2 separate regions of the Mus musculus genome follow, and region 1 is linked to region 2. Evidence: chromatin contacts called from ENCODE Hi-C or POLR2A ChIA-PET data. All regions are on one chromosome and are shown on one strand. Each heading gives the region's core, a stretch centred on a gene start or an enhancer-like site at or near the end of the contact. The rest is flanking DNA. Distances are from core to core; before and after follow the strand shown.

Evidence for each region. A loop is a pair of places that touch in the nucleus more often than their neighbours do. ChIA-PET counts read pairs that join two places held with the same protein, here RNA polymerase II (POLR2A).
Region 1: a map of heart shows a loop between it and region 2 (4-fold over the local background). The contact joins the promoter of Vps33b here to the promoter of Gdpgp1 in region 2. A Hi-C loop is called at or near these places in 1 of 37 maps with a recorded cell type or tissue (heart). POLR2A ChIA-PET finds 5 or more read pairs at or near these places in 5 of 5 experiments (Patski and embryonic stem cell).

Annotation. Positions count from the first base shown.
Region 1 is chr7:80,268,295-80,271,116 of GRCm38, reverse strand. Vps33b (vacuolar protein sorting 33B) reads right to left here and starts at 1,462. Exons shown (of 23, transcript NM_178070.4): 1 at 1,038-1,462. The coding sequence starts at 1,133.
Region 2 is chr7:80,231,357-80,234,240 of GRCm38, reverse strand. It overlaps Gdpgp1 (GDP-D-glucose phosphorylase 1), which reads right to left and starts at 1,348. Exons shown (of 2, transcript NM_178752.3): 1 at 1,036-1,348. It overlaps Cib1 (calcium and integrin binding 1 (calmyrin)), which reads left to right and starts at 1,436. Exons shown (of 7, transcript NM_011870.5): 1 at 1,436-1,731; 2 at 1,863-1,897. The coding sequence starts at 1,681.

The DNA.
Region 1 (2,822 bases), core at 213-2,712, 37 kb before region 2:
TCAGAGGTTTTGCCAGAGGATACCCTGGGCTACATAGTACGACCTAAAGAAACAAAACCAACAACCAAACCCCATCATTTCTCTCCTTTCTACTGCCATCAGTTTTTTGTAAGCTTTTACTACTTTAATCAGTATTCTCTGAACTAGCCTGCTGTCCAATTGCTCTTCGTTACAAACCACTATGGCAAACATTGCTTCACACTACAAATGGGTGTGGGTCTTCAGCCTGCTGTGTAATTTGTTTGTTTGGGTTTGATTTTTGTTGTTTGTTTGTTTTTCAAGACAGGGTTTTTCTATGTAGCCCTGGCTGTCCTGGAACTCACTCTGTAGATCAGGCTGGCCTCAAACTCAGAGATCTGCCTGCCTCTGCCTGTGAAGGAATGAATGCACTGGGATTAAAGGTGTGTACGACCACCCTTTCTTTCCCATGGGGAACAATGGATGAAACCGAGAACCCTGCCTGGGCAATTGTCTAACCACTGAACTTTATTTCCAACCTACAGTGTAACTTCTGTTAGCTCTTTCCTCTGCTCATGCACCGGTCCTTCCCTGCTAGGCTTCCCATCTAGCAGCCCAACTGCCTGAATGTGCACGATGTTCCTGCTCCAGAGAAAGCATGTCTATTCTTCAAACTCTAGATCTCAGGAAACTCTTAGATCGCCCCAGCTGTTGTTTATTCTAAACTTTTCCGGAAGTCTAGAATTCACTTACCATCCAGCACCCTTTAGGGGTCATTATTTCATAGGGCATCTCCTGGAATGTAACTAGTGACAGAGGTATTTCAACTGTATTTCCATCTCCAGTGATGCCTGGCACAAGTGTGTCTTTTTCATTTGCACAGAGGCTGGCAATTTCCATTTATTCTCTGGCCAGGTCTCAAGCAACTGTTACTACTCTGGTTTTTCCTGTTGACCGCCCCATTTTGGATCTGTCTCAGAAGCTCAAAGAAAAAAAACCAAGGGACTCAGCAAGGAAGAAGTCACATTGAGGGCCACACTGTTGACGCAGTAAAGGCGCCGGCCACGGCAGGCACTGACCTGTTCTAGCAGATAGATGAGCTGGTCCCGAGCCAGCCTCTTGAGCATAGAGAAGTCGGGAAGCTCAGGGGCGTCCAGCCGATGGGGAAAAGCCATGGCAGCGGTCACCTGAGCCACCGTGTGAGAGCAGCAGAATTCTCCCTGTTCTGCAAAGGCCGGCGACAGCCCAAGGTGTTACTGCAGGCTGGTACCCCGCTTGCCTGGGCTCTGGATCCCAGGACCCCCAAGGGGCCCTCGCTCCTCTGCCGTACTCGACGGATGAATGACCGACCACCTCCCGGACGGACGGCCACAGGCTCAGGCGACTCTCCTTGGAGACCTATAGTCACTGGTCCCGCCCGAGTCCACTCAGCCTGTCAGCAGGATTCCCAACGACATCCGCACACTCGGCAGCGTGCCGGGGAACCCCGCCTCCTACCCAGAGAAAAGCCACTTCCTAGACATCCCGGAAGTCCGGGTCTCCCAGTTAGCGATTAGAGCACTAGAAGGGGACGGCGGCCGGGAAGGGACATTTGAAAACGGGAGTGAATCTTTTCACAGGTTTACTTTGTGTGAATGTGAGCGGTGTGTGTGTTTGAAACCTAGTCTGCAGAGCACAGTGTGTGTGTGTGTGTGTGTGTGTGTGAGAGAGAGAGAGAGAGAGAGAGAGAGAAACCTAGTCTACAGAGCGCTGATTGCTGGAGTCTCAGCTGTTAATTTAGTCTCCAACTATTCAGTCCTTAGCTTCCTGGTAATAGAAGGTAAGCGAGCAGTGTAAAGAGGAATGAATGTGTTAGACTATGAAAGTTAAGGCTTGCCAGCTGTAACCCTTGGCTATTGGAGTTCGATTTGTTAATGGCCATTATGGAAGAAATGAATAAGCTTGTGGCACAATCATGCTACAAAACAACTGTACAAATTAAAGAGGCAAAATACAGAAGTAGTCAGCTGGTAGTGGTGCACGCCTTTAATCCCAGCCATTGGGAGGCAGAGGAAGGTGAATCTCTAAGTTTGAGGCCAGCCTGTCCTACAGAGTGCGCTCCTGGACTACCAGGACCACACAGAGAAACCCTGTCTAGAAAAACCAAAACAAAAATCAAAAACAAGCAAAAACACAGAAACACATCTATATAGTGTTGTTTACATAGAATTTGTTTATGAAACAAGGTCACAATATGTAGGCCATGCTGTCTATTGCAGATAGGAGCTGACTGGGGAAATCAATAAATGAAATAATGGGAGAAAGGGTGAGGTATAATACTTTGTTGTTTAAAAAAGAAAGAAAACAAAGGCAGTCTGTCATCTTGGTGGGTGTCTGTAAACCCAACCCTTCGAAGCAGAGAGAGGGATCAGGAGTTCTCGGCTACTCTGGTCTCCACAGAAAGTTGAGGGAAGCTGGGGTACAGCTCAGTGAATGAAAGGGTGGAGACTAGAGTTTGGATCCCCAGCACCCACAAACATGCTAAGGGGGTGTGACATCAGCTCAGTAACTTCAGCACTCCAAAGTCAGAGGCTGGGGATCCCTCAGGCAAGCTGTCTAGCTAGACTAACCTAATCACCTGGCTCTGGGTTCATCAGAAAACCCTGACTCAAAAGGTTAGCTGGAGAGCTAGCAAGGACTCCACCCCAACCTCTGGCCAACCCCTTCCCTGCCTCCCCAACTCCCACTCCCTCAAAGCAGAAACTCACCTGGGACAAATGACCCAGCTTCTAAAAATAACTAGCAAAGAGGAAAAGATGTGAGAGGTGAGACTTAAGGTATAGGAAATATATTGAGGCCAGGTATAGTAAAAATTTTGGAATTTT
Region 2 (2,884 bases), core at 99-2,598:
ACTGCTCTCGAGGAGCAGAACTGATGAATATTTACTAAGAGGGGATTTATTAAATTGGTTTACTCAGTATTGTCTGGGCTGATCAACAGCGGCAGCTGTCCCCAAGGATGCATCTCTGCAGTCCCAAGCCGGTGCTGGGTTCCTAGAGAGCTGTTGGTCTTCAATCTGAGTTGGCAGCTGGAACACTATGATTCTAATGTCATTAAAGGAAATCCTTAGTGGCAGGTACAGGATAGAGACTTATCAGCAAGCCAAGGCAAACAGGCCAAAAGCCATCTTCCGTTTCCGTTTGGTACGGGTTGCCACCTGAGCGCACTGCCGCAGTAGATTTTCGCACTTCAAATAAACTGATCAAGAAAATCCCTCTGCTCAGGGGTTTCTATGAGGTAAGACCCTGAGTGGACCAGGAAAGCAAGCCATAGCCCCTGGGCTTTGCGGTAGAGCCTGCACCTCTCCTGGAGGCTAAAGAAGGAGCAGAGAGAAAGAAGCATGAGAAGCAAGGTTTACAGTCTCCTACCCAGAGGGTATGGAACATCTAGCTGGACTGGCCGGATGAAGGACCAGACTTCTCTAGGAATGAATACCAGTCCAGTACGAAGTTAAAATATTCTCAAATAAATTGTAATTGACTTGGCCCTGTTGTGCCAGGTGACGAAGCAAAAAAAAAAAAAAAAAAGAAAAAAGAAAATCCCTCACAGGAGTGTCAAGCTGTTTCCCTTCTCCTTGACTCCAGATCCAACCAAGTTGACCACCCAGATCACAAAATCCACATTTCCTCCTCCGGAAGCTTGGAATCTTCACTTTTTCACACAGTGTAAATATGTTCATACTTGCATCTGATTATTATTTGAGAGGAGAGAAGGGCAAATCTTGGTTCCTACAGCTGGAAGCTCGCAATTTGTGGGAGGAATCAAAGGAGGCACCCCAGCTGTGACGATAAAACAGCAGGAGGGACCTGTGGACAGAACTGACCTCTAAATACCGGAGTCCGGACACATCACTGAAATTGAACCTGTTTGTAAAATGGAAGCCTACCTTGCTAACTGTTCCACGAATGGGCGATAACTGCACAATCCAGTAAACACCTTCAAGAGCCACTTCAAGAGGAAGCTAAGCTTCTTCTGGAAGAATTGGCACGGTGGCAGAGGCTGCAGCTCTTGTCCCGTGAGACAGTCTAGGACTGACCCTATCCGCAGAGGGGCACCGGATCTCCTCCAGCCCGGGAGCGAGTATGGAGGTTACCCGCCTCCACCCAGAGCTGGGGTCTTCTGCACTTGATTTAGGTGAGGCGGATGCATCTCAAGGCTCAGTGCACAGACGGGTCCCGGAACTCAGCAAACGCGTGAAGACCGCGACGCAGGCGCAGTCTGCATCACGTGCGCATGGCTCGTTCCGCCCCGCCCACTAGAAGGCGGGGCCACGAGGCCTGGGCCCCGCCCCGATGCGTCCGGCTCCTCCCCGGGCCCTCCCTCCAGCTCTCCTGGGCCCGCGGGGAGCCGGGAGCCGGCCCGCTGAGCGGCGCTAAGGGTGGCGGGGCACTGTAGGCAGGGGCGGGCCCGGGGGCGGAGGCCAGGCAGCGGTTGCTACGGGGACTGGGCGGGGACGCGGCCCCGAGGACGGAAGTGAGAAAGTTGCCGGCGTCCCGGGGAGAGTTGGCCTAGCTGTGCGCGCACCGCGGCGATGGGAGGTTCGGGCAGTCGCCTGTCTAAGGAGCTGCTGGCCGAGTACCAGGTGCGCGGGGCGCCAGTTCTCGCGGAGCTCGCGTGCGAGCCCGCGCAGGGGAGTGGGGTTCGGGGAACAGGTGGCGGGGCGGCCGTGGCTTTCGGGCGGCTTGCAGACCCTTGTCTGGATTTGCCTTTCAGGACCTGACGTTCCTGACCAAGCAGGAGATCCTCCTGTGAGTGCTGCCCTGACCCCGGTCCTCCAACTCGGGATTGCCAGGGGAGGGCTTTGCGGGTACTTTTCTCGCGGGATACGGATTGGACGTCTCACCTCCGAGGGTGGGGCTGTGCTTCTGGGATGTCAGGATCACTGGATCTGGAGTCGGAGGCTCAGAGTGCAAGTCCCACCCGCTCCAGAGCCTCACCTTTGCACCACGCAAACACTTCTGTGTATCCAGGAAAAGTTGAACTGTTTGAGCTCCTCTAGCCTCCTCACTGCCGAGCTTCCTGCTCGCTTCTAAAAGGAACTGCTGTGACTCTTTGCGGACTTTGCCCTCTGGCAAAACCAAGAGGTCTTGTACGTGGCTCGCTCCAATCCCAACTTTACCTGTTTAATTCAGTAACCGTTAACGTTTACTGAACCCTTACTCTGCCCAGTAGCTCCTGAGTGATCCACACATTACTTCAGGAGGAGGTTACAGATCAAGGAATCAGGTTCAGAGAGTTCTGAGAACTTGACTATAAAGCACACTATAAGTGATTTGCTGGCCAGAGCGCTTGAGTTAGGTTCCTAGCCCCACAATGAAATTCTACTGGGAAAGAGGTGGTGGCTGAGAGGAGTCTCTGGAGTGGAGGTAACATGTGTTTTTGTTACTGTAATGTTAGAGTCCAGGTACTTGGCCCACACAGGCAGTCCTAACCAGCTAGGCTGTGCTACCTGTCCTCAGTAGGCCAAGGAAAGGGACAATATTGAAAAGCAGAGAAACGAAATGTATCCAATGTGGCCATACTGGGAAAAAAAAAAAGCTAAGAATGGACATGACCGCTCCTCCCCCCATCTTTAAGTCAATCTTCATGTCCAGCTGATGTGAGGTTTATATTTAAATAAAGGGCAAGGGTATGTAAAATTAAGCAGCAGTCCTGGGCAAGATGGAGTCTCTCCTTCATTGTCTCAGCTCTAGTCTCATGAAAGGTGATCTTCTGACAAGTTACCAGAGCCGTCT